Regions from separate parts of the Homo sapiens genome. Here regions 1, 3, 4, 5, 6 and 7 are each linked to region 2. A link is a loop called in an ENCODE intact Hi-C map of the cell type or tissue named here. Cell type or tissue: endothelial cell of umbilical vein. All regions are shown on one strand.

The links. Peaks named below come from ENCODE experiments on the same cell type or tissue, not always from the same donor. Only the 100,000 strongest peaks of a DNase experiment are listed, where the experiment ranks them.
Region 1: it touches region 2 in a loop (2.6-fold over the local background); 33 of 110 quality-filtered maps call a loop at or near these places.
Region 3: a loop joins it to region 2, with 3 times the contacts of the local background. A loop is called at or near these places in 31 of 110 quality-filtered maps.
Region 4: a loop joins it to region 2, with 6 times the contacts of the local background. A loop is called at or near these places in 60 of 110 quality-filtered maps.
Region 5: it touches region 2 in a loop (5-fold over the local background); 14 of 110 quality-filtered maps call a loop at or near these places.
Region 6: a loop joins it to region 2, with 3 times the contacts of the local background. A loop is called at or near these places in 12 of 110 quality-filtered maps.
Region 7: it touches region 2 in a loop (2.3-fold over the local background); 4 of 110 quality-filtered maps call a loop at or near these places.

The regions. Positions count from the first base shown.
Region 1 is chr9:94,939,685-94,943,684 of GRCh38, reverse strand. All of the region lies in intron 7 of AOPEP (aminopeptidase O (putative)), which reads right to left. The region is part of intron 1 of AOPEP-AS1 (AOPEP antisense RNA 1); the gene reads left to right. Among named protein-coding and RNA genes, the nearest start is that of AOPEP-AS1, 3.9 kb to the left of the region's middle. In endothelial cell of umbilical vein, no CTCF peak of the experiment used is centred here; a DNase peak (open chromatin) is centred at 2,034; H3K27ac peaks cover 1,435 bases.
Region 2 is chr9:95,004,731-95,008,730 of GRCh38, reverse strand. It overlaps AOPEP (aminopeptidase O (putative)), which reads right to left. Exons shown (of 17, transcript NM_001193329.3): 12 at 3,511-3,573; 13 at 3,115-3,189. Among named protein-coding and RNA genes, the nearest start is that of MIR6081, 59 kb to the left of the region's middle. RefSeq lists silencers at 3,391-3,680, 3,771-3,960, 3,971-4,000. In endothelial cell of umbilical vein, no CTCF peak of the experiment used is centred here; DNase peaks (open chromatin) are centred at 400, 1,080 and 2,280; H3K4me3 peaks cover 2,917 bases; H3K27ac peaks cover 2,847 bases.
Region 3 is chr9:95,054,214-95,058,213 of GRCh38, reverse strand. All of the region lies in intron 13 of AOPEP (aminopeptidase O (putative)), which reads right to left. Among named protein-coding and RNA genes, the nearest start is that of MIR6081, 9.1 kb to the left of the region's middle. In endothelial cell of umbilical vein, no CTCF peak of the experiment used is centred here; DNase peaks (open chromatin) are centred at 2,343 and 2,473; H3K27ac peaks cover 1,107 bases.
Region 4 is chr9:94,781,592-94,785,591 of GRCh38, reverse strand. The region is part of intron 3 of AOPEP (aminopeptidase O (putative)); the gene reads right to left. Among named protein-coding and RNA genes, the nearest start is that of MIR2278, 26 kb to the left of the region's middle. In endothelial cell of umbilical vein, a CTCF peak has its summit at 2,379 (motif pointing left); a DNase peak (open chromatin) is centred at 2,371.
Region 5 is chr9:95,125,900-95,129,899 of GRCh38, reverse strand. FANCC (FA complementation group C) reads left to right here. Exons shown (of 15, transcript NM_000136.3): 9 at 3,319-3,371. It also overlaps a transcript of AOPEP not described here. Among named protein-coding and RNA genes, the nearest start is that of MIR3074, 42 kb to the right of the region's middle. In endothelial cell of umbilical vein, a CTCF peak has its summit at 2,083 (motif pointing right); a DNase peak (open chromatin) is centred at 2,119; H3K4me3 peaks cover 299 bases.
Region 6 is chr9:94,679,834-94,683,833 of GRCh38, reverse strand. LOC124902219 (a long non-coding RNA gene) reads right to left here and starts at 2,140. Exons shown (of 2, transcript XR_007061675.1): 1 at 1,950-2,140. In endothelial cell of umbilical vein, a CTCF peak has its summit at 2,223 (motif pointing left); a DNase peak (open chromatin) is centred at 2,203.
Region 7 is chr9:94,732,673-94,736,672 of GRCh38, reverse strand. All of the region lies in intron 1 of AOPEP (aminopeptidase O (putative)), which reads right to left. Among named protein-coding and RNA genes, the nearest start is that of AOPEP, 8.0 kb to the right of the region's middle. In endothelial cell of umbilical vein, no CTCF peak of the experiment used is centred here; a DNase peak (open chromatin) is centred at 2,342.

The DNA of each region.
Region 1 (4,000 bases), 65 kb after region 2:
AGCGTCCCAAAGTGCTGGGATTACAGGCATGAGCCACTGTGCCCAGCCAGATTGATCCTTTTTTTTTCTTTTTTCTTTTTTTTTTTTATTTGAGATGGAGTCCCACTCTGTCGCCTAGGCTGGAGTGCAGGGGCACGATCTCAGCTCACTGCAACCTCCATCTCCCAGATTCAAGCAATTCTCCTGCCTCAGCCTCCTGAGTAGCTGGGATTACAGGTGCATGTCACCACACCTGGATAATTTTTGTGTTTTCAGTAGAGACGGGGTTTCACCATGTTGGCCAGGCTGGTCTTGAACTCCTGACCTTAAGTGATCTGCCCACCTCAGCCTCCCAAAGTGCTGGGATTACAGGCGTGAGCCACCATGCCCGGTCCAGACTGACCATTTTTTAATTGGGTCATTTGTCTTTATTGTTGAGTTGTAAGTGTTCTTTATATATTCTGAATACAAGTCCCTTAACAGATATATGATTTGCAAATATTACCTCCCATTCTGTAGGTTGTCTTTTTATTTTCTTGATGGAGTCCTCTGTCGCACAAAAGTTTTTAATTTTGATGCAGTCCAATTTACTGATTCTTTTTCCCTTCAGTTGCTTATGCTTTCAGTGTCTAGTATGTAAGAAACTATTGCCTAATGCAAGATCATGAAGATTTACATCTACATTTTTTCTGTTTGTTGTATAATTTTAGCTTTTATATTTGGGTTTTTGATCCGTTTTGAATCAGTACCTTATTATCTTTGATGCTACTGTAAATGATTTTTTTTTTTTTTTTTTTTTTTGAGACAGACTCTCACTGTGTCCCCTAGGCTGGAGTGCAATGGCACAACCTCAACTCACTGCAACCTCTGCCTCCCGGGTTCAAGCGATGTAAATGAATTTTTCCTAATTTAACTTTCAGATTATTCTTAGCTAGTGTATGGAAATACAGCTAACTTTTGTATGTTGATCCTATATCTCGAAACTTTACTGAACTTGTTTATTAGCTCTAATTATTTTTTTGGAGGATTACTTAGGATTTACTCCACATAAGATTATGTCTACAAATGGAGACAGTTTTACTTCTTCCTTTCCAATCTGGATGCCTTGTAGTTCACTTTTTTGCCTAACTGCCCTGGCTATAACCTCCAGTACAATGTTGAATAGTACAGTCCCTGTTTCTTATTCCTTCTGTCCTCAACCATTGACTTGAAAGGGGCAAGAACTCCTGTAAAGCAGATTTGTAACATCTAGCAGGATGTTCTTCTTTCGTGTCTTTGTGGCAGGTCCAGCAGAATACCCATATAGTTTTTGTCATCCATTCTAGATCAAAACTGTTGGCCAAAACACAAACTAAATGGTAGGAAAAAGGGGCACAGGAAGTAAGCAAATACTCTGTGGAACAAAGTGAATTTGGCGTTACATGAGAAAGCACTCACTGGATGAGAGTTTTTCTGAATGGGAAACTAACGCTCATTAGCTGAACATGTAATGTACATAGTGATTCTTCCTACTGGCTGAGTGCATAAGATATCCTTAGGATGGGCAAAATAAGAGTGAATTATTATGGACTGGCATATGTACATGAATAATTTTGTACGAAATATTTTATAGTCAAATAGCATTATAATGAATCAGTGCTACACGGAGCAGCAATATGGAAGTATGCATGTATACTTACAAAATTTACTTTCCCAAGATTCACAAGAAAACAGTAGCAGTAATTATCTTTGGGTAAGGGACTACAGTGGTAGTAAATGGAATTTTATACTTTTCTAAACTGCTTGAATTTTCTTACTATGTGCTTTGAAAAAAATTAACCAAAGTTAACTAACCAGTGATTATGAAATGTCTTGCTTTTTCATGTTTTTCTATATAAAGAAAAAGGACCCTACTAGATGTTATTGCAAAAATGAAACACCAAGTACTGTAAATATGTAATTAGGGGTCTATGGAGAATTCTCTCCCCCTTAGAAAGACCTGAGTGCTGACTAACCAGGAAATGGTCTGGAAAAATAAAGAGGGAAGGTTATTTGAGTTCAATTATTCAGGACATGTCTGTCATCTTTGCTGTTTAAAAGAGCTGAGAGCTGAGGGTGTCCCTCTAACAGGAAACAAACTGAGTGGGCAGCTCAGGCTGGTGGAGCTGACCTTTGAAACAGGAAAGGGCAGAGTCCATTTCTGGCTAGCTGAGAGCTCTAAAGTTTTTCAGAAAATGCTGGCATAGGTATAGCATCCTCCCATCAAGAACAGGTAGAAACACTCTTCACAGGTCGCTTGTTAGTGTATGTGGTTCAAATAAAAACACTAGACAGACAGGAGTGGGTAGGGGAATCCCACGTGCCTGAGGGATAGAGGGGTGTAGGGCAGGAATTCTAAGACATACAGTTGAGACCTTAGGAGAGGCACAGGCCAATGATCAGGTAGGAACTCTCGGAAGCCATAAAGGCAAGAACTTTTTTCCACTCTGGACAGTGGTGAGATTTTGAACAGAGGCCAGAGGAGCTTTACAGAGAAGAGCCAGAGGGGACCCAAGGGTTGCCCTTCAGAGGGGCTGGACTAGATGTAGGTTCCAGAAGGGTAGTCTTAGAAGTGCTGCTCATTCAATTCTTACCTCTAGCGATTTGCTTGAGCATCTCTGTTGAACTTTCAGACTCTTTCCTTTTATGCCTGTGCTCTACATTTGTAACCAGGCATTCTTGCACTTTTTTTTTTAACATTCTCTTAATTAGTAAAATTAACTTGTTGAACATTCCAGCCAATTATACTTGTCAGGAAGGGAGGGAGGTGTTTCCATGTTCTGGTTGGTCAAGAGACAGGAGCAGATGCCTTGTGTGGTCCCCAGGGAAGGGTGGCAGCAGGGAAAGGGAAGGGCCCAGCTCCAGAGCCATGCGGACATGAGGGGACGAGCCAGGCTGAGGAAATCAGAATAAGCCAGGAGGGGCAGTGGGGGCTGTGTCCCTGTGCCCTCTGCCACTTGTTGGACAAACCTTTTCCAAGTGCCAGAGGACATAGATGATAGCATCAAACGTGTTAAGTATTTACCTGAACTGTAGGAAATTGCCAATATTCATTCTATTTTATTTTATTTTATTATTTATTTATTTATTTATTGAGATGGAGTCTCACTTTGCTGTCCAGGCTGGAGTGCAGTCTGAGCTCACTTCAGCCTCTGCCTCTCAGGTTCAAGAAATTCTCGTGCCTCAGCCTTCTGAGTAGCTAGGATTATAGGCATGCCACCATGCCAGGCTAATTTTTATATTTAGTGGAGATGGGGTTTCACCATGTTGGCCAGGCTGATCTCGAACTCCTGACCTCAAGTGATCTGCCCGCCTCGGCCTCTCAAAGTGCTGAGATTACAGGCATGAGCCACCGCACCTGGCCCTGACAATATTCATTTTAGATCCACCAAAACAGCAATTGCCTGTGATTCAACTTAACATACATGTTCTAAATGGATTGCATGTATTCATTGTATTTATTCCTCACATCCACCTATAAGGTAGAAACTATTGTGTTAATCATCCCTGTTTTACAGCTAAGGGGACTAAAGCTAAGTGTGGTTGAGTAACTCTCTCAAGGCCACACAGCAAATGTGTGTAAAGCTTGAGTATCCTTTATCCAAAATATTTGGAACCAGAAGTGTTTCAGACTTCCGATATTTTTGGATTTTGGAATATCTACATACAAATGAAATATCTTGGGGATGGGACCCAAGTCAAAATACAAATTTATTTATGTTTCATATATAGTTGGTCCTCCCAATCCTCAGGTTCTCCATGCTTGGATTCAATCAGCTGCAGATTCAACCAACCTCAGACTGAAAATATAGTACTCCAGGGATGTAGAACCCCCAGATACAAAGGACCAGCTTTCTGTTTCCTCAGTTCCACAAGGCTGACTATGCATCCTGAGATTTTGGTATGGGGGCAGTCCTGGAACCAATGCCCCGAGGATACTGAGTACCTTTTATACACATAGCCTGAAGGTAATTTTATACATTATTTTAAATAATTTTGTATA
Region 2 (4,000 bases):
TGGTGGGTGGGATGACTGGAAGCAGAAGGCGGGGAAAGGCCGGCAGAGCACTTTACATCACTTTATCTGCATGGTACATCTCAGTCCCCAATTTACTTTATTTCACTATTCGTTATTTTAACCCACAGCTGAGCACAGGGTGAGTTTGTTTTGCTTCCCCTTGTGAGTTCACTGAAAAACTCAACTAGTATTTCAGGTTACATCAGACTGTGCCTACTACTCAGCACCTTCGAGATTTTCTTTAAGGGGAAAACAAACATCCCTGGAAGATGCCGTTCTACCGTGTAGCTCCTTGCTCAGCGCCCGTGGTCAGAGTCCGTCCTCTCACTAGAGCACTGTTTTCCTTTCCCGGGCAGGTCAGAGGTTCTGCTTTCCACACGGCAGGAAAAAAGCTGCCCCCTCCTATCGGAGGAAAAAGGTTGTGACCCCCAGCAGAGTTAGTACAGATGACTTCACCGAATTTACTCATCTAGGCTGAATCCTGAGAGAAGCCTGCAGGTGTAGACAGACCCTTCGGGGCTGGAGGCAAGGGCAATGTGGAGGGGATGAACGGAGGCAAGGAAAACAAAGTAGACAATCAAAAGCAATGGCTACATTTCAAAGCGGCATCTACCAGAAATGACTAAGATTCATTTTATTTTACACTAATACAAAATGAATAAAATCAGAAAATACCATAGCTTTATTTTAACACAGAAGAAAAATATAGTGGATGCAGGAAAAAAGAGAAATTGAATAATCTGCTTCTACTTGTGACATGGCAAACGTTTTTAAAAATAACTTATTAGACTCAACAGCAAGTGAACTGCGTCGGCTCCTACTAATAACAGGTTCAAATCCTAGCAAAAGGTTAACACATAGACCTTGGAATGAATACACATGATCACAAAGCTCAATTTCTATTTCAGAATAGGGGGAAGGCCCTTGGAAATATCGCATGTTTTGCCTCAGCAAGCTCTGAATCTTCTCCTAGGTGTGGCAGAAGCAAAACAGTGAGCAAAAGGGCTTGGAAGTGCTGTGCAGAGCCAAGAGAAACATTGGAAACACTGACAGTTCATATTCTCTGATATGACTCTGAAATTTGCTATCTTCTAGCCCTTCCTCACCTCCACCCTCAAACCTCCTCAGCTTTAAGTTTCAATCCATGAAAGGAAGTTCTGAATGTTGGTTTCAACCTACTCCATTTTCATGTTCTCTTTAAAATTGCTGCCCACATTTTCCAAGAAAAAAAGTGAGAGGCAAATCTTCCCCCTAAGTTTTAACGCAAGAGCTTGTATCAAGAGGAAACGGTTGGGCAAAGAACTTCATTCTCCTGCAAGGTAAAATAATCAGTCCCCCCCCCACTTTCTCCCCACCCCGATTCTCAGGAGACCCAGTAGTCAGGTCATGGGTGTCACAAATACGGTTACTTCTAGGTTAGATTTTGGTAGTGACAACATCTAGTAATCCACAAAGATAATGGCTTCCCCTTCCTTTCTACAGCACATTGTGCATTTTGGTAATCTTATTTTTGGCTTAAAAATTAACAGCTGGCAGGGTGCAGTGGCTCACGCCTGTAATCCCAGCACTTTGGGACACCGAGGCGGGCAGATCACGAAGTCAGGAGATCGAGACCATCCTGGCTAACACAGTGAAACCCCGTCTCTACTAAAAATACAAAAATTAGCAGGGTGTGGTGCCATGTGCCTGTAGTTCCAGCTATTCGGGAGGCTGAGGCAGAAGAATAGCTTGAACCTGGGAGGCCGAGGCTTCAATGAGCCGAGATCACGCCACTGCACTCCAGCCTGGGTGACAGAGCAAGACTCCGTCTCAAAAAAAAAAAAAAAAAATTAACAGCAACGACACATTTTTTAAAAAATACCAAGCAAGCCATAATTCTTTTCCTTCTTTGGGTATTTTATGATCTCATTCATCACCTCACAAACATTTAAAAAAACACCTAAACCATTAAACACAACTTACCATACCATGCTGAGGTATGGTCAGAAAACTCAAGTCTGTTCCAAATCACAACTTTTTCTATTATTCTTCAACTGAAGTGACATATATGACCCTCTGTGGAAAAAGAAAAGGGGTGGGGTCCCCCTTTTCATGCACACTGAAAGTCCAGCTACAAACAACTATATTCGCAGGCTGGTTCCTTTTCCAGCTCTCTCAGAAGCTGCCCTCTGGTATCCTGACGTGCACTCTGCAGCTCTGGGATCACCTTTATTCTGATGTGCTTTGTGCACATTCTCGGACGCTGCAATGCCCATACTAAGGCAACATAGCACAGAAATTGGCAGCAATGCTATCAGCAAGAATTTGGCTTCAGAATCAAGAGTGATTCATCATACATTCTAGCAGCAGAAAAACACACCGCTATTTTAATCCCTTGCTGGTATCAAGAATCAAAAAACAGTGAAATGTAATTAAGCAAAAGCAACAAAAAAACCTATCTGCTGTAATATTTGTCAAAAAATTATTCACTTTTACGAGTTTTCCGCAAGTCACTTAGAAAACAACGGGCTACTTACCTTATTTCATGATATTACAATGACAAATCAAGTTTTAATACAAAATCAAAAGACAGGCAGTCCAAACTTCTGCAAAGTAACATACTGAAATTCTAAACTTGGGCAAACAAATTTCTCATCTGCTTTACAGTAAATAAAATTCCTCCTAGTGTTTTAAAAGTAATCCACTTCTTTCTTCTTCTCTCTCTATTTCTTAGATGACTCCAATTTAAAGTCTAGGTGAGAGAAAGTACAGCATGGAAACCTAATACTGTGGGCGATTTATTCGGAACACTTTTCATTTTTCAGAGGTACCTTAACACTGAGATAATAAACACTGCTGATCTAAAATAATAATGGAACCCACTTAAGTCCGATTGCTGTATTTAATGAGCATGAAACAAATTTCATGGGCTACTCTCTCCTAATGAGACTATATAAATGATCATTAGCCTTATCGACCAATATTTCTGTAGAATTTCCCCATATATTAAATCTATGGTTTATTATAACAAAAACTTTTTAAATTAAACACTACTCTATTGTCATGACCAGGTCCTCACGGGGCAGAAGCGGATTTACCAAGACCTGCACCGAGTACCGTCTCGGGAACCCCTACCTTTTCAAACACCTCTTCCTTCTCCCTGCGCTTCCGTTTTCGGGGTCTCCGGTTCACTCCAATCCATTTCGTGACCTGAGGTTCAAAAACCACAGCATTTCAAAGAAGGCGACAGGGTCCTGACGGCCATCCCCCAGCGCGAGAAAGCAGAGACCCCCGGCCTCGCGACCTGGTCTTCCCCGCACCTCGGGAGGCCACCCGCGCCCGCCCGCGGAACTCGCCGGGCGCCTCACCGCAGGGGCCGCGACCTTCGTCACGGCCGCTCCCCGCGCCCGAGCCGGAGCCTGGCGGGTAGTCCCCGCACCCGCGCGCCGCAGCGCAGAGCCAGGGCCTCTCGCCAGCCGCGGTCTCGCGCCGGCGCCACCGGGGCGCAGGGACCGCGCCGCCCGCACTCACCTCGGCGCGCACTTGCCGCGCAAGCCCGCACTCCGCCCCGGCGCGACGCTCCCTCTGCAGCGGCTGCGGGGGAAGAGGACACAGTCAAGTTTACCGCGGGAGCGGCCCCGGCCTCCCTGCCCCGCGCCCGCTAACTCGGCGTGCCCGCCCCGTACCTCGCCCGCGGCCGGGGAGGACGCAGCGGCGGCGCCGGAGCCCGCGCCCTGCGCCCGCCCGGGGTCCGCATCACCTCAGGCGCGGCGCGGGCGGCGGGCGCGGGGCCTGGGCGGCGGCGCGGGCGGGCGGGCGGGCACCGAGCGGGGGCGGGGCCTGCCTTAAAGGTATAGCGGCCGCGCCGCCTCCCGCAGGTCGCCCTCCCGCCCGCGCCGGCATTGTATTGTTCTCCCCACGAACGGCGTGCTCCCGCTCCCGGGCTCCGGCCGCCCCGCGCCCCCGCGCACCTTGCCCCCGCCACCCCTCCCCGGGCTCCGGCCGCCCCGCGCCCCCGCGC
Region 3 (4,000 bases), 49 kb before region 2:
CCAATAGATACAGCTCCAGTTTAAAATCAAACAATTACCTATATGTGAACCTACAAAAATACCTGCATTCATACCTGTATATCTGAGTTTTCTTTTAAGCTGAAAGCTCAGCAACTCTACACAGAAACAGAACCAAAAGGATCAATGGAAGCTTTTGTCCTCTCCAAATTTTACACAATGAAAATATTTAAAGCTAAACTCCCTGACTTAAGACCGCGAGATGGAAGTAAGGGAGGGAGCACACTGACTGACTCTAATTTGAGAGAGGTAAGAAGCAAGGATGGACACTCCCCTCAGGTATCTGCTCCCCCTAAAACAAGGCCCCCGACCACAGTGCTGCCAGAGCCAGCTTCATGCTCCCAGGTTTCTGTGAGTCCCATTCTTCTGAATAGACTTGAAATGACTCTCACTTGGTAAACAACCTGCGGCCACCTGGCTTTTAGTTGTAACTATTCTAACTCATGGGGGGAAATGTAGTTTCTGAAAAAAGTAGGGAAAAAAAATCAGTGAACAAACGTTATTTTGGGACACAGACAATAAAACTAATAAAGCATCTTTCATTCGCAAAGTACACATTACAACATTTTTAAAGGATAAGATAATAGACCTTAAAAAGAGCATATTGAAGCAAAAATGTGGTTAAACAGCTTCCATACATTTGTCTTTGTAAAATAAACATTTGCTCCCCGTAAAGCCACCCTACAAATGAAAAAGCAGTGGTCATGTAATAAACCAAAATGTTTGTAAAGCAAATGAAAGAGACCACGTATCAGCAGATGTGCTCAAGGCAGCACCGGGTGGTACGAGGAGCCCGGGGCGGGCACAGGGGGAGTGGGACATGCTATGTGGACCACTCCACTTCCACCCACGTGGAAATCAAAGCAAACTTCACATGACTTCTAGGCCAGCTGCGTTTATTTATTTATTTTAAGATCAGCTGAATTTAAGACTGAAAGGCCAGCTGTGTTTAATACAGCAGCACTGGCGGGAGAGAGATAAGGCTTTGGTCGTACCACAGAGTGATCGTGAAAAATAAAGGACCTTACCTCCAAGCATCACCACCTAAGAAAGCAGCTCCTTCAGACAGTATAAAAAGAACTTGCCTTTATTTCTGGGGGCCCAACAGTGCTCACACCCACAGTTCAACAGTGACAGGAATGCAAAAGTCCTTTCCTTTGCATAAACAAGAAATTCATGATGGGGTTATTTTTTCCATACAGAGACCAGCTCATTATTTTTAAAATGCATCTGCCTCGGAAATTTACACAAAATAGGACTACAAGGTGCCAAAGTGATGTGGGTACTTGCAAGAGAACTTCACAGAACTATGAAACTTACTGAAATGAGTACAAGAAATAAAATGCTAAACGAGGTCAGTCAAGTACAAATGCTGCTTGTTAAGGATTTTAGAAGTCTGTGTTCTACTCTAAACATGGAAGATCTCATAGTTGCTAAATACTAAGAACTGTACAAAGAAAAAAGTCCACTGCATGTTTTTCCCAACTTCAGAGTCGACGCAAGCTGTACGACTTTGAATGGTTTGGGAGAGTTTTTATGCATGCTCCTGGAAAGAAAATATGAATTTTCCAAACCCACCCTCCTAAACTAGAGGCAGCTCAACTAAGAAAAACCCCTGACTCTTGCAGAAGCCTCTTACTGCTGTCACGGGGGCATCACTCACTCTGTGCTCCCAGAAGACCACCCACGCAACTGAGGTTCCGCCACCATTTCTTCCATTAGCATGATGCAGAACAGGCCAGCTCACCTCCTACATCAGAAAATGCCACGGACATGTCCCATGACTGACCTTGCAGAGGCAGGGCCTGTGACAAGAGACCAGCAAATGGCAACATCCAAGCCCCATTGCCTGCACCCCTCCGAAAGCAAAGGAGGGCACCTCCCGGCGTGGCCCAGCTGGTGCGCTGCAGCCTCACACGAAGAAAGTCACTGTGCGGCTCCCCAGACAGAGAATAAGCCTGGGACTAATGCAGCCACGGATTGACAGTGGCATGAGTTCTATTATTACCCCATTATCACTCTGGGATCTGTGCCTAAATGAAGCATGCTTCCTCCCTGATGCCATTTCCTTTTATCCTGGCTGGAGACTAAAAGCGGATCAATGGGGGCAATACATATGATGTCACTTCAATTTACAGCCACGGCCTCCCCCTCTCCAGTCTGTCTGAAACACACAGAAAGATCAATTCTTCCCAAAAATGGTTAAAAAATGCTTAGGGAGCATTCTTCTTCCAGAAAAGCATTCTCTGCTATATTTGTCTATGTTACTACGCAGGGAACTGTTTACATGGAACAAAAACAGAAGAAACGGTGGGGGTGGGGGAAATCTCAAATTCTGTATGCTGGAGACTTGCTGGCTGAAATTCAACACAAGCAGGGTCCTTTGAAAGTCACATGCAGGCGGCCTTCGGGCAGGGGCACAATAGAAACCAGTTTTCTTTTGCCCCTTGGATTAAAAAGGTGATCCCACTGACATAAAATATCTTTCATTTTTATCAAGTTCCCCCAAAGGCTGACAAATCCCCTTTCACTCTTCCCAGAAAACACACCCACCACCTTAGCAGACCCTCAGGTTGCCCCTTCAGTCCACAGGAATGGGAGGAAACAGCTTCTAATCACACAGTGCCCTCATTAAAGGAGACAGAAAGCTTGGCTACAGGACACGAGACAGAACTTATAAACTAAGTCATCTTCCAGACTCGGCTCTGAACCAAATAAAACACAGTGAAAATCTATACGCTGCATAAATTTTCACATGGTGCTTTTTGCCAATAAGGCAAAATTAAGATATAATCAATGAAGTTCCTCAAAACAAAACCAAGAGTTCTCCCTCCTCATAATCCAAAAAGAAACAGAAAACGTTCAGAGCCACAGAACCCAGGTGCAGTCACCCCTTACTGCCCACACACTAGCCAGGCCACAGTCTTCAATAAATGGTCTTCTTCCATCTGTTACTTTTTAAATGATAAACATTTCTAAGAAACAAAAGTAGACAACTTAATAATACATACACATATCAGGTGTCTGCCCAAGAGCCTGCCTACTAGGATATCATGACAGAAATGAAATATATTTATTCTAAATTAGTAATTTGTATAATGGAAAAATACAATTGGTTTGAATTGCTGCTGAAAACACAATTCAGAAAAGAAAAACCTTTATATGTTGAAGCAAAAACTTAACATATTTTAAAGAATTGCCGAAACTTACAAGTAGAAGTCTCTACTGTTCACATTATTTGTGGGGCATAAAATTGGATTTGCCAGCAAAGGAAGCCACCAAATAATTAAGAGGAAAAAAATTTTCTTCAAAATAAAGAAAATCAATCAATTGGTGCATATTTGTCTAGCAGAATCAGTTATTTCTGATTATCAAACATCTTTAGGGAGTATGTCTATAAACAAATTTTGGAAAGAAAATTCAAGTAGCAGCAAATATTCATATAGCTCATTTTATACAAAGAAAAGCATATTTATTAGATTTTTGGGAAATTCTAATAGTTACAGTTCAAAAAGATTACTACAAACTTTGAGCCATGGTTTGCTTGTGGAGTTTCTAAAAGTGGCACCACAGAACCTAAAACAGACACATACCATCATTCGCAAATACTATCTGAAATAATTTACTGGCATAAATAATTCTCATGTTTCCAGATTGTAAGTGTCAAATGTTCCCGTGCTATTATTCCCCTAACTCTTGTTAAAAGCATACACTATATGCAATCTAACACAAAGCATATTATTTAAATGATGAAACATGCAATCCTCTGGTCAACTGGATCTCTTACAACCACGTGTACATTAATATTTTATGTTATTATATATGTTGGAAGCATCATAAACACTCAAATTGAAAATTTCCAAGTATTTCACAAGAGATGTGTGGGATCCTTGTGTCCACCTCCCCAACCCCAGATCCTGCCAGACCAATTACAAGGGGCCAAAGGGAAAACATTCCTGATCTATGCTTCTCAAGAAAATAA
Region 4 (4,000 bases), 220 kb after region 2:
CTTAACTTCAGGCACAAGCCGCCACCCAGCTTGCCCTTCTTTCTGGGCAGATTCTGTAAAGCTGGACTTCTGACCTCCTCAGAAAGAGACCAGAGTTCTCTAACGCCCCTACATCACTTTCTCCTATTGGACTGTATTTAGGGGGAAAAACTCTCATACTTCAGTTGTCTCACTAGTAAGATACATGTATCGTATGACGTATTGACAATAACAGCTGTTACAAGACCCAAATAGACATTTTCATCTCCACAACAGGACTGAAATTTTCCTTAGATGACTGTGCTTTTTGCAGCTATAACAGAACTTGAAATGGATCAATTTTCAAATCACAAGAGGCAGTTTAAAATTTAGTTTTTGGGCCGGGCGCAGTGGCTCACGCCTATAATCCCAGCACTTTGGGAGGCCGAGGCGGGTGGATCACCTGAGATCGGGAGTTTGAGACCAGCCTGGCCAACATAGCGGAAACCTCATCTCTACTAAAACTACAAAATTAGCCGGGCATAGTGGCACATGCCTGTAATCCCAGCTACTCAGGAGGCTGAGGCTGGAGAATCACTTGAACCCCGGGAGGCGGAGTTTGCAGTGTGCTGAGATCGTGCCATTGCACTTCAGCCTGGGCAACAAGAGCTAAACTCCGTCTCAAAATAAAATAAAATAAAATAAAATATAGTTCTGGGCCAGGCACAGTGACTCACGCCGGTAATCCCAGCACTTTGGGAGGCCAAGGCGAGAGGATCACCTGAGGTCCAGAGTTCAAGACCAGCCTGGCCAACATGGGTGAAACCCTGACTCTACTAAAAATACAAAAATTAGCCAGGCGTGGTGGTGGGCACCTGTAATCCTAGCTACTCAGGAGGCTGAAGCAGGAGAATCACTTGAACCCAAGAGGCAGAGGTTGCAGTGGGCCAAGATTGCACCACTGTACTCCAGCCTGGGCGACAGAGTGAAACTCCATCTCCAAAATAAAAATAAAAATAAATAAAATTTAATTTTGAAAATAAGTATCATAACTAAAGAGTGTTAAAACAGTTATCTTAATTATTTTTTCAATGACTTCTAAAAACTGTCCTGTGAATAGTTTTGAAGATTCTATTTTCCACAGGAGGAAGAATAATTCTCAGTGAAGAGGGAAAAAGGAAGAACATGAAGGAGTAGTCAGTTCATGAGAGGAGAGAGAACTTTTTATACTAAACCTGTGAGAAACTTAGCTGAGATAATCATTTTTCATAAAAAATTTTAAGAGAAGAAAAATCAAGATACGGTAGTCATTTTTACACATCAGTCATGCCTACCAATAGTAAATTAAATAAGAAATTTATGAAAAGTCAGTGTCCTATTAGTAGGTGAGTCTTGGATAAACTCACTTAATATAATTAAAAGCACAGCTATAACCACACACACATAACCACTCTGCTTGTGCAGAGGCTAAGTTAGATCATAGCTCTGCCAAGTTAAGCATCTCATGGAACTTCTCATATTAAAGAGTTATTGTTTTCACTGCAAATTAAAACAGGCACTTAAATTCTTCCTATGAAAACCATCCATTTTACTTTTTCAACCTCTCCACTATAGGTTAGACAAACAGCATGAAGCATTCGGAAATATCAAATTGATACGTGCTTTTATTTAACATATAATCTTTCTTTCCTCAATCCTTCAGTAGCCCCTGCTACTTTGCTACCTCAAAATTGTTTCTTTCTCTAACCACAATTCCTTATTTCAGCAATTCCTATCCAAACTATTATATATGTTATGATTACTTTGGAACATCTTTGTATCACAAATTAAAGATGCCTAACAATGTTTACAGGAATATGTATATTCAGAAACATGTACACTTATAAGTGTATACAGACATACTATAGAGAATGTATATATCATATATTTTAAATATATAATATACATACATCTGTACAATAAATATAATACATTCACGAAAAGGAGAGAGAGCTCCCCATTTTGGCTGCTCTTCCCCTCCTGGCCTCCTTCTCCACTGCTTGGGTCTTTCAGCAAACTAGCTTTCTGTCAGGACTTTGCAGATGCCGCGTCTACACCTTCCAGTTTTCTAAGTGAGTGCCACCCTCGTGAATACCCATAGCGTGACTGTCTCTTGTTAGTTCTTCTCCGCAGTTGCTCAAGGGTTGTAACTGGCACCAGAACAAACGAGACAGTAAGACGCCCTGGGCACCAGCATTGCCTAACCAGGGCAATGTGCCAGGTCAGGCCACCACTTTGCAAGCACTGATGCTACCCAGCAAGGCTTCGGTTTTCCTTGCCTGCAACATGGTACCGCCTCAGGCACAGGAGAGGCAAGAGAGAATGACCTTCAAGATCATTCTTGTGAACTAGGTAAAAGAGCGCCATCTGCTGAACACAAGCGCCTCTATAGGTTTTCCTTGTTGGCTAACGGGATACCTAAAGGAATATGCCCCACCAGGCTTGTTATTCAAGTCTCACCGGCCACTCTGACCTTCAATGCAGGTGACCCAGTTCCCCTTAAGCTGGATCAGCTAACTGGACACCAAATCATACTGCTCCAGGTGGTCACAGGTAAACTTGAGTGCTTTACTCACATGGAACATTCATGAATGTCAAGTCCAAGACAAAAATCCACAGCAATGAGAACTGGTATATACATGCCTGCCAGAATCATCAATGTCTGAAAGAAACCATGATGACTTTCACATATGTCGTGTACAGTAAGCGCAGTGCCAGGAGGGTAAGCAAGAACTAGTCAACAACAAATCACAAAACAAAAGAATTAACTGACACAGATTTAGAAATTACTGGCTCACCGGCATCTTTCTAATGGGAAAAGATTAATACGTTTACCCTTAAAAACATAGGAATGTATGTGTACTGGCGTGGAATAAAGTTTCCCTAGTTCTAGAAACAAGGAGCTTTCTCTACTTTGCATTCTTTCTTTGTGAGGAAAATACTTAATCATAACCATTCCTAAATGCCTCTTAATTTACCATTTCCTCATACGTAATTCCTGGTTGCATACTATGGGAGCAGTCTAAATAGTACTGCTCATTTGAAAAGTTGGCTTTCAGTTGCACACAGGAGGGTCTGGACTCTCAGATCTTGGCTTTTTCCTGGAATTTCCCACACAAAGTCAAAAGAAAGAGAATGTCAGAGAGCTAGTCTATTGGGCAGGCCAGAGAGTAGCATTTTGCCCAGAATGAAGTAATGTCTACAGTCTTACTTTTGCACTAAAAAATGAAATCAGATCCTATGCAAGGGCACATGTAGTTTTTAACACCTTTCACTTGTTCATATGCTTTTTCTCCTTCATCTGGAAGGAGCTTCCATTAGGCAGTCTTCTTCATTTACTTGAGGCTTCCCACAAAAAACAGAAGCAGAGTATTTTCTTTTTCTTTTTTTGTTTCTTTTTTTTTTGAGACGGAGTCTCACTCTGTCGCCCAGGCTGGAGTGCAGTGGCACGATCTTGGCTCACTGCAACCTCCGCCTCCCGGGTTCAAGCAATTCTCCTGCCTCAGCCCAAGTAGCTGGGATTACACGCGCCTGCCACCACGCCCGGCTAATTTTTTTTGTATTTTTAGTAGAGACGGCATTTCACTGTGTTAGGCAGGATGGTCTCGATCTCCTGACCTCGTGATCCGCCCGCCTCGGCCTCCCAAAGTGCTGGGATTACAGGTGTGAGCCATGGCACCCAGCCCTCAGAGTATTTTATTTTTCTAGGAAGCAGGGATATACTAAATTAGACTCTATAAAAATAAAACTTTCACGCCTATAATCCCAGCACTTTGGGAGGCCAAGGCGGGCGGATCACAAGATCACGAGATAGAGACCATCCTGGCTAACACGGTGAAACCCCGTCTCTGCTAAAAATACAAAAAATTAGCCAGGCGTGGTGGCGGGTGCCTGTAGTCCCAGCTACTCGGGAGGCTGAGGCAGGAGAATGGCGTAAACCTGGGAGGCAGAGCTTGCAGTGAGCGGAGATCGTGCCACTGCACTCCAGCCTGGGCGACAGAAT
Region 5 (4,000 bases), 120 kb before region 2:
CCCAAGGGGATGCACACCCAGCAGAACAATCGGGTCTATACAAGAGGGAGGGCAGAACCCAGAGCTCTCCATCTTCGCTCCCTAGTCATCCTGGGCATTCAGTGAAAAGCCTGAGGGGGGAGATAAGGAGGGAAGGACAAGACTCATGTTATTGAAGACCTCCTGCTGACATAGCTCCCCTCGAGTTGAAATGATCTGCCTGTGGAAATTGTTAGGCCAGATGGAGAAGAGAGAGCTTGAGAAGGAACAGATTTTGGTAGGATGGAGAAAAACAAACAGATGGAAACCACAAAAGGTTTATTTTATTTCCCCGCTTTTATAGAAAAGATAATGGCCGCAGTCATGGGGCTTCAGAGCCCTGGCTTGCAGCGTGACCTCTGGTGTGTTACCGGAGTGCCCCACCTTACAAATAAAACAGGATCAGAGGTTAGATGCCTGCGTCATCACTCATGAAGATGCTACAGAGATTTAGGGGGGAAGATACGGCTTCCAAAGAAGCGTGTATTAAAACCTTAATTCTATTTGGAAGATTATCTTGATAAGAAAAGCAGCTTAAGATTGCTTTTGTGATTTGATGTCGCTGGGACATATGCCTGACCTGTAGTACTCTAGTCCTCATGAGGGGACTCACTGACCCTGAAATTATGTGCTCAAAAAGTATAAAGAGTGTCATTTTAAAAGCCATCGGTGAGGGGTGCAGATGAGAAGGAGCAGTTCACAGCTGTAGGGGTAGCAAGGGAGACTGGTTTTCTTTTTTTTCAGTGAGGTCAGGAGATCGAGACCATCCTGGCCAACACGGTGAAACCCCATCTCTACTAAAAATACAAAAATTAGCCAGGTGTGGTGGCACGTGCCTGTAATCCCAGCTACTCAGGAGGCTAAGGCAGGAGAATCTTTTGAACCCAGGAGTTGGAGGTTGCAGTGAGCCAAGATCACCACTGCACTCCAGCCTGGCAACAGAATGAGACCCTGTCTCAAAAAAAAAAAAAAGGAGACTGGTTTTCAAATCAAAATCTCTGCCGTTGCTGTTTCTGCAGGTTCCCCTGCCTCCTGGCCTCTTACCTGTTTTAAAAGCTAAAATGGGTTGTGGAAGCAGGCTGAGAGTAGCCAAGGGTCTGAAATATTTGGAAAGAAAGAAATCTAAGAGGAGAGTCCATCTGTATGGGGAAGAACAAGCAGATTCCACACAGCCAGCAGGCATTTAAAACATTGGATTGAGCGATTTTGCTAGAAAACAGCGCACAGAAGAGGAGCAGATCTAAGCTCTCACTCTCTTCTAACAAACTGAGTAAGAGCTGTCTTCCTTGCTCCCCCAGTGGTTTTCATAGTAGCCCTAATCTACATCTGATCATCATTTTCTTTGCTGTTTGGAAATCCCTATAATTAGTATTGAATGATTCTCTACTAGCATCAAACCTATAGAATGGCTCTGGGATAGTTTGACCATTTAGAAAAAAGAAATTTAATTTTACCATTTTCAAGTTTCATCTTACTTTCTATCAACGCATTTCCAAGCTCTTATCTGTCTGCCTGTGGGCACATAACAGTGCTATTTGATCTTAAACACTCTTATTCAATAGGCATGTTGTTGTACAAACTTTGAAAATTGCTCTGGCAAACTTAGATGAATCACATTTCTTCAAGACATACGGTTGCTTTTCCCTTGTTTTATTTTTTCATTATGAATACATAGAAACTTTTATATTTTCCGTGCTTATATCCGGTGACCTCTTAATAACTTTTATTATTTACAGTGAGACTGGGCATCAGGAGATTAACTGACATGCCTAAGTTCGAAGCCACGAAATAACCTGCCTCTCCTCTCTTGAACGGTGGTCCTGCCAAATTATTTTCTTGCATAGATAATGAATTTATCTGTAAGAATATCAAGTTGGTTCCTTTTAGATAAAAATGCACATCAGTGAAGGATGAGGGAGCATAGATTATTTAAAGAGTAGGACATTTTAACTTGCAAATTAGAAATCTTGAAATAATTAAAAGGAGATTTATCCTGTCCTGAAAAAGTGGCAGAGCTCCTGCCTGGAGCCCGGCGGGTCCAGCAGTGCTGACCAGTGGACGCTAGATGGCGCGGGCTCAATGTCATCGGGGAGGCCGCGAGGAGGCGCGGTCCTGCCTCAGTGTGATCCAGGGCACGGCCGGAGCAGAGCGCCTCCTTTTTTCTTGCCGACGGGGGCCTGTGAACAGTGTTTCCCAAAGCTAGTCATATCAAATGCACTCTGACTTGAATTTCCAATAGCGCCTGATCCACTAACATGTGAATGCTGCTGTGAAGCAGGGGTCCCCGCCCCCTGGGCGCACAGCGGAGAGGAGCCCCTAGCCTTCCCGCCCGCACCTGCCCCTGTCAGAGCCCCGCGCTTCGCTTCCCACGGAACCAGAGCCCCATCCTGACTGCGCATGCCTGGAATCGGGTTGTCCTCTGATGATCTGAGGAGCAACCGTTTCATCCCAAAACCATCTCCCCCTCCCGGTCTGTGGAAACATTGCCTTCCAAGAAACCGGTACCTGGTGCCGAGAAAGTTACGGACCCTGCTATAAAGGATCTGTTTTGGAACACAAATGGGCATTTTCATCTGGCATCATCTCATACTTTGAGCTCTGGCCAAAAAGATAGGGAACCAGGGACTGGGCCAGTGAAGCTCCCCCCAGCTCCCAGGGCTACCGGAGGCCAGCTTCTGCAGACTCAAATAATCAGAACCCATCACCGAAATATTCAAGGAGAAATTAGATAACTTTTATTCTTCTTCATGAACCCCCTTTTCATCTTAACGCAAGCTGTTAAGTGCATTAAGATGTGATGTGATTTAGTCCAGCGTGGTAGTGGTCACTGGTTTGCCAATAATAATTCTAAATTGTTATGTACCCATTACCGAATAAACAGGCTGCAGGCACGGGCCTGACCTCGAGGCACATCTAGCCATTTGAGGAGGTCACACAGGCACACTTCAGTAGAACTGGCAGTACAGGCAGGCTCCACGGCATGCGGGCAGAGGGATGTTTAAAGTTTCTCTAATACTTACTGATTCTGTATTATGGATCGCCTGAGCTTTTATAGAAAATGTGGGACATACAGGAGTATACAGAGGAATAAGCTGCCTGTAACCCCTGCCCAGGGAGACCACCGTATGCACTTGTATGTGGGGCGTTTTCAGTACAGCAGTGGTTCGTTCTTCTAACCAAAAGGAGTATGCCAGTTTTCTGGACATCAGCAGTTCCCAGTAACTCCTTTGGCTGATAATAGCAAGTTTCTGAGAAAGTGCTTGTGATATTTCACATTCTCATGGTCTTCTCCTTTTACAGCCTCAAGCAGCCTGCCACCCTGCCATATTCCGGGTTGTTGATGAGATGTTCAGGTAAACGTTACACTGTTTCTTCTAGTAATTGATGTAAAAAAGGTTCCATTTCCAAGCATGAATCAGAAAATGTTGTGGTAGTCTCTGGCTGTATCATGGGGAAATTAGAGTTTCTGATTCCCTCCTGTTCCTCTGAGCTTTTTGGTAATTAGAGGTAAAAACTCAAAAATCAGTGTAAATTTAAAGGCCAGTGCCTAAGAATTAAGATAACTTTATTTTCTTTAGCCTTTTAAGATTCTAATAATAGAAACACAGAATTGAGTTAGGCATTAATATCATGAAATATTCATGTAGGATTTTTCTCAGCTCAGAATAAAGGGTAGCAATATACTCCCTTCACCATGTGAGGGCTGACCAATATTTTTAAAAGACTTTAAAGCTAAAGAAAGCCAAGAAAAATAAAAGTCATTCTTAACAGAACTCTTCTGAAAGGCAAAATACACCATGCATGTTCTCTTACAACACATTACATTTTTATTTTGAAAATATGAGTACTTCTTGGGAAATGCATTAGATTTACAGACGGCAAGAGACGAGGAGCTCACAGCCATGAAGCTGAGATGTGGCTGGCAGTTAGTGGGAGTTTTAACCATGGAGTACTAAGTTAGTGGGAGTACTAACCATGGAGT
Region 6 (4,000 bases), 320 kb after region 2:
AGGTCAACAGAGTGATAGGGATGAGCCTCTGGGCGAGCCAGGAGCTGGCCGCTGGTCCTCACACTTCCCCTTTGCATCATGTCCACATGGGGCTAGTGGGAGGGCATCACTGCGAGCTTCTCAGTCTCAGGGTGTCCGGGAGAGAAGCTAAGCAGGAGCACCAGCCTAGGAGGGGACACCCACCCTTCACTCTTCATGGGCTCCTCCACAGCCACATAGTCAGGAGGGGCCTTCTGCTTCTTCATTCAGAGAGTACCGCGACTTACAGAATCTTTTAGCCCCTTCCAGCGCTAACTTCTTTGGTTCTATAATTCTGTGTTCATTGATGTTGATTAACTCTTGATTGAATTACGTGGATTTTGATTGGCTTAAGATGTGAGTAAGGATTTGGGGCCTCCTCTCCAAATACCTGGGTTTTATAGTTTATAATGGTGACTGTGGGTTTTGCTGGAACGATGTGAAACTTTCCTCACAGTTGTTCTGGAAGGTGTTAAGCAGGCTCACATAAATGCGTTTCACAAACTCATTTAAGTGTTTGGGAAGAGAAGGGCACTGCCAGCGTTTATCTATTCATTCAACACAATTGCTGCATGCCTGTCCTTTGCCAGCCACTGTTCTTGGGACATATTAAATTTTTACATGTGGGGGGTAGAGAGAAAGATGGACAGTAAGCAATAAATAAACCTATAGGGAAAATGGACCCAGGTAAAGGGCTGTAAGCCCAGCAGTGACCAAACACAACCTCTTCTTGTGACATTCTCAAGGGAGGTCCTGTGGTCTGTAAGCTTTTCTTTTGGTCTTTGAGGGAACCGTCGGGTCACATTGATCCGACTGTCAATTCAGTAGCCACCAGGTTCTCATGGCAGTGAGTGGGGTATGTAGACACCATAAGGTGGAAAACACGCACTTGTGCAAGTTCCACACCCACTGGAAATGGTGTGATCTCTAAGATGGTTACCTTTGGGTACATCTAGACACTGAACACACTCACACATACACAAACAGCATTTCCTAATTTTGTGAAATGCTATCCTTAATTTTGCATTAAAAAGTCACCTAGGGGCCGGACGTGGTGGCTCATGCCTGTAATCCCAGCACTTTGGGAGGCCAAGGCCAGCGGATCACAAGGACAGGAGCTCAAGTCGCCCAGCCTGGCCAACATGGTGAAACCCCATCTCTACTAAAAATACAAAAATTATCCAGGCATGGTGGCGGGCGCCTGTAATCCCAGCTACTCCGGAGGCTGAGGCATGAGAATTGCTTGAACCCAGGAGGCGGAGGTTGCAGTGAGCTGAGAGAGCACCACTGCACTCCAGCCTGGGTGACACAGCAAGACTCCATCTTGGGGGGAGGAAAAAAAAAGTCACCTAGGAAGTTCTGAGACTTATAGTAAGGGCTTGAAAGCAACACATTCTCTTAGATTTGTTGTAGCCCAGTGGTTCTCAAAGTGTCCTCCATGGACCAGCAGCATCAGCATCACCTGGAAATTTGTTAGGGCTGCAAATTCTCTGGCCCCTCTTGAGACCTACTGAATCAGAAATGATGGGGTAGAGCCCAGCAATCCATGGTTTAATAAGCCATCTAGGTGATTCTGATCATGTTTAAGAATCCCTGCTAGATCATACAAAGGATATTTAATGATAGAAATACTATCTTACAGTTTTAATAGTCATTTTCTCATTTGAGCTGTGTTAAACAGTGCAGAATCAGCAACAGATATTATGCCCATGGAAAAAAAAGAAAGAAAAAAACAGAGGATTGAGTATCCCTGGATCCCACAGCTATTAAGCATTAAATAAATGATCCTGGTATTCTGTTTCATTGCTCCTTCTGAACTTTCTCCATTTAATTCTTTCTCAGCCCTTCCTTCTTTTATCCACAATACTGAGATGCCTGCCTTAAACCCTTCAGATAAGTAGGAGATAGAATATAGACATTAGAGTGGATACCTTGAAATATTGGTGACAAAAATCTCCAGTGTCTGAACTGTAACTTTCTTCAAATGAAGAGCTTAAAGTTGTAGTTCAATGTTTTTCTCTTTCACAAGACGAAAGGACCACGCAGAGCTGGAATACTCACTCCCAGCAGCCTCATCAGGGCAGCGGGTGGCCTGGCTACCAAGGCCGCAGGCCCGGGGCCTTCTGGTTACACCAGGATCCACGGGCTGGGGCTCAGTGGTACTGAGTGGATAGTGTGGTTTTGTGATCCACACTGCCATCTTCTGGGGAGTCTCATCAGAGACTGTGGTTCCGTTTTTAGTGTCAAAGCTTTGAGTCAAAGATTGGGGTAGGGGCACTTCTCATTTCAACTGGACCTATTCTAACCAGCTGATGATGGTGTTGATGATGGTGATGGTGATGGTGATGAGAAGGAGGAGGAGGATGGTGGCGGTGGTGATGAAAAACAGGATTCTGGAGTTTACAGTGGTTCTCACTCTTTTGAAAGCACATCCCATAAAGAGTACAGCTGATCAAACAACAAAAGAAGAAAATACATAAGAGAACTGCTACTATTTTTAAAAGGTAGAAGTGGACAGAATGGCCTTCAGAGGCAAGTGAAGAAAACTGGAAAATATACACTCTACAGCGACTGGTTCTGGAACGTGGGACCATGAGCACTTAGTGAATTCTCTGTTTTCCAAAGTTTCTACACTAAGCACCTTGCAGGGTGCATTGTTTCAGATGGCAGGCTGCATGAGCTTTAACAAAGTACGAAACAACTGAGACAATAACTCCAGATTTCCAGCCTGGAAAACTCTGAAACAATACATTTTGTTTACTTTTAAGCCAGCCAGATTGTAAGAGAAATGTAGTATTTCACAGTGGGGGAAGCTACAAGCCTGTAGTCTAGTTGTTGACAGGGCCTGTTCCGCCTTTCTCTTAGCTCCTGGTGTTACCAGCCTCCTCCTCACTCCAATCACTGCCCCCTCCATCATTAGGTGACATTCTTTTTGTGTGTCTGTCTCTTCTCCTCTTCTAAGGACACCAGGCATATCAGATTAGGGGCCCTCCCTCCTCCAGTATAACCTCATTTTACTTACATTTGTGATGATCCTATTTCCAAATAAGGTCACATTCTGAGGTTCTGGGAAGCACATGGATTTTAGGGGAACACTCTCCAGTACATGGGCTTCGGGTTCTGATCATGGTTTAGCTACTAATTAGCTGTTCAATCTTGAGGCAGCTATTGGCTCTAGGCATCCATTTTCTCATCTGTTAATGTAAAGGAGTTAGCATGTGCCTGGCACAGAGTATACTCAGCAGAAGACAGCTAGTATTTTTGCTTTCACTATCAGAAAAAAAGTTTTCATAAATTTAAAGAGAGAGAAAAAAAGATCATACAGTCCCTGGACCAAAACAGACCATTTAAATAAAGAGAGCTTTGGAAAGCATGATTTCTACCTAACTTTCTTTTTTCCCCGTCACATTACATTTAGCATGTAGTACAAAAATCTAATTTAGCTCAGGAGACACTGGGTTGTAGTTACCAATTGTTTCTGATGAGGTAGATAACATTTGGGTCCATTTCATTCTCCAGGGGAGGCTCAGAAGAGACACACAGCTCTGCCACCTTTTCTACCTGCCTCTCCCTACACTGTGCAAGCTTGTGTTTCCAGAACCAGGTTCATTCTGACTTGATCCCAGGTGTGTCCAAGGCCTTTTGTGTTAGCAGAAGGGAGTGTACAATCCAGCCTCCTCATCAACCTGATTGAACTTCTCTTCATTAACTTTGAGTATTGTGGATTTAGAGATATGTTATTTGAGAAGGCTGTGATATTAACATATTAGAAACCATGAATATTTGGGAATGAATTACTTTTCCAATAAATTAGAGCCCTAAGAGGACAGGACTTTTCGAAGAGAAAAAGGAAGTTCAAGAAAGTTCCAGAGCCTGACTTGCGGCAGGGCACATTTTCACCTGGGAGAGGTGGTAATGGGGTAACTGAGATCCTCTGAACAGTAACCAACTTGCCACCTGACAAAAAAAGTCCTGAAGGCAA
Region 7 (4,000 bases), 270 kb after region 2:
TTGGTTAAATATTTAAAGATGAAGGTGGTATCAGACCACCCAGTGATTTTTGTCATGCTGGGATAAAAATTCACAAAACATTTTAAACTCTATTAGAACTAATATAATTTATTACTGTCCATAAATATTTATGTGCTGGAAAGAGGATCTAGATTAATAGAGTTGGGTTATAGGGTTCGGTAGAGTAAAAATGAAGAGATTGGAAAAGAAAAGAAAATACAGACAAAAATACCAGCTTTTTCAGTAAGAGTTCCTCCTCCCCAGAAATGCTAAAGAATACTATTTTTAATAGAAACTATTTTGAAATATAGTCCTTAAACAAGTCATGTAAAAAGATTTTTTTCAATATCAAATGTTCTGCTATGAAGAAAAAGTAGCTGCTCTAGCTCTTAGAAGAATGTATTTCACTAGCCCAAAGAAATTACAGATACAGACTCCTCAAATCCATGAACAGAAGGGACTCTAAATCCAGTCCCCACTTCCTATAGGAATCCCCTCTAAGACACTCTACAGAATTATCCAGTGATGATTTGAAAAGGCCCAGATATAGTTAATATTGTTTTAAAAAACATACGCACAGCAAAACAACCAAATGACCATCAACTGATGAATGGATCAACAAAATGTCCATCCACACAGTGGAATATTATTCAGCTGTAAAAAGGAATGAAGTACTGAAGTACCGACATGCCACAACCTGGACGAACCTTGAGAACACCGTGAGACGTGAAAGAAGGAAGATACGAAGGGCCACATATTCTATGATTACATTTACATGAAATGTCCAGAATAGGCAAATCCACAGGGACAGAAAGTAGTTGCCAAGGACTGGGATAAAGAGAGAATGAGGAGTCACTGCCAATCAGTACAGGGATTCCTTGAGGAATGATGGAAATATCCTAAAATTATACAGTGGTGATGGTTGCACAATTCTGTAAATATACTAAAAATCAATAAATTATATTCTTTTAAAGAGTGAATTTTGTGGCATGTGAATTATATCTCAATAAAGCTGTTACTTTAAAATCACTCTCCTTGGAAATTTAGCACAGTGTTTCTCAAAATGTAGTCTGAGAACCACAAGCCCAATAAACAACGTTGCAGGTTGGGGGTGGGCTGGTGTGAGTGGTGCCTGTTAAAAATGCAGATTCTTGGCCGGGCGCGGTGGCTCACACCTGTAATCCCAGCACTTTGGGAGGCCAAGGCAGGTGGATCACGAGGTCGGGAGATCGAGACCATCCTGGCTAACACGGTGAAACCCTGTCTCTACTAAAAATACAAAAAATTAGCCGGGCGTGGTGGTGAGTGCCTGTAGTCCCAGCTACTTGCGAGGCTGAGGCAGGAGAATGGCGTGAACCCAGGAGGCAGAGCTTGCAGTGAGCCGAGATCGCACCACTGCACTCCAGCCTGGGTGACAGAGCGAGACTCCGTCTCAAAAAAGAAAAAATGCAGATTCTTGGACATGCAAGGATAGCAGCCAATAATCTACATTTTACACAGGATATCAAGATAATTTTTATGTATCTAGTGTTTCTGAACCAATGAGCTACTTAAACCAACTCTTGCCATCACAAAGCCATGAAAACAAAATTTCACTGGTCAATGCATATATAAATATTAATACAATCAAGGAATAAATATTTAAAACGAAAAAAGAGGCAAAGTGAAAAGCTCTCTTGTATTATAATCTGGCAGAATTTAGATTCCAGACCAGGGTGAATTGTAGCCACAAATGGGGGTATTCTCCACCTACAGGAACAATGTTGCATGTTACTGGTATCTATAACTGAAGCTGTTTTTTCCGTCCTTCAACTTGAAACAGCATTCCCTGCCATCCCTATATAAACATCAGAAGATGTTCTAACATATAATGAAGTTTTCACTCATTCTTTCCCAATATTTTGACTTTGCCACTACAATTAGGTTGAATTGGCTGGGCCAGTGGTTCAAACACAGACTACTGGGCTCTAAGAATCTGCATTTCTAACAAGTTCCAATATTAATATGCTGGTCCAGAGACCAAACTTTGAGAAAAGGCTTAATCTAACTCTGGTCTCCTCCCAACCAGTACTATTTAAAATCCACTGTAGAGTTCAGTGATGCTAAAAATGGCTGCATCTGGCAAATTCTCTGGCCACTTACTGCAGGGCTTCCTGTGTAGGACTCTTGCTGTTAAGTATATTGAGGAAATTCTCATTATTGAAAACTTGTATATGGGTGATTAGCAGGCCTTTTCTTGGCAACTCCAAGTATAAGCAGGCTTCCTTATCCCTCCCCCAATTGCTGGCCTCTGTCTGACCTTACAACTCCCACTTCCTACACTGCACCAACCATCTTTCTGTCCTTCTCTGTAGGACATTATACTTCCTATAACAGGAAAAACTGTAGGAAGGGCAAGAGGTCCCTCTGTTCCTGTCTTAGGCAACTACACTTCCTTCAGCCAGAAAGCAAGACAAGCTCCCCCACCCTAGGATTTATTTGGTGATCATGTTCCCGGCGCTGCAGCTGTGCAGATAAACTCGGCGGGGAGCACTGTATCTAGAGGCAAAATAAGCTCAAGTATAAACTCAGAGGATTGCCAAGGCCAGTAAATAAATCAATCAATAAAAATAAATAAATAAAAGGCATTCAGATCTCAATATTTATATTCTAGTTCTTTGTGGGAATAAATATAGAACGCACATTTCTCCATTCAGAGGAAGATCCAGACTTTACACACTGCAAATGGGTGCCCCTTTCTCTCTAAATGGTTTTGAATCCACCTCATCAAGGTTTAAAATATACTCCCAGCACCAGATTCTATGTGGTAAACTGAACATGTATTCAGTTCATCCTTGCCAAGACAAAATATTTCAACAAATTCCTGGAAATTGAAAAGCACCTGGGATTAAGGTAAGAAAATGCATTTGGTATAGCTTAAATATCTTTAGATCTTCAGGAGCTCAATCATCTTTTAAATTTAAACAGGCAACTGACACTTAATTTGTAGGTCATATTGAAATGAATTAGGAAGTTTTAAAGGTAAGTTTCAACAGTTTATTTTCCTTTAAGATTCCATTTCTTATAAAGGCTAAGGTATATATGCTGAAGAAAAAAGTGTAAACCTAGAGAACAAATACAGAACTACACCAATACAGAAGGAACCTAAGGGTATGTTTAAAGTGCTTGCCATGAGCTGGTTACACGGTGCAAATACTACATAACATTACAATTTGCCATGTGGTGTAAAAATAGGAATTTCTAAAACCATCATAAGAAAATGACTAGGCCAGATGCAGTGGCTCACACTTGTAATCCCCGCACTTTGAAGGTCAAGGCAGGTGGATCACTGGAGCCCAAGGGTTCAAGATCAGCCTGAGCAACACGGCAAAATGTCATCTCTAAAGAAAATACAAAAAATTAGCTGAGCATGGTGGTGCGCACCTGTAGTCCCAGACACCCAGGAGGCTGAGGCAGGAGGATCGCTTGAGCCTGGGAGATTAAGCTTGCAATGAGTTGTGATCATGCCACTGCACTCCAGCCTGGGCAACAGAGTGAGACACTGTCTCAAAAAAAAAAAAAAAAAAAGAGAAAGAAAATGATTAAACACAGCATATACAGTAACCATGATATTTCCAGAACCTGAAATACTCTCTTATTAGAAAAGATGTTATGCCATGTTCCAAAACAAAAAAAAATTTGTTATAAACTAACTGTCAAAGTCCTTGGGCATCCACTTGCTCAAACATGACCACTGAAGGATCTTGACTTGGCCAAGATTGCAGACAGCACAGAGACTGCTGCAGATAGGACACAGACAGATCTGTGCTATCTGCCACTAGAGAGCAACTGCCAGAATGTAATGCTGCTGCTTTTTAAAGTGTTAAGTTATTTGATAAAACATAGTCTTCTGTCATGCTCTTGAGTTTATATTCTGTATTTAGTATAAATGTCCATTTTCATGGTCTGGAGAGAACAACCCATTTCTCCTTTGATGTGCCAGATCCTAAACACCAAAACA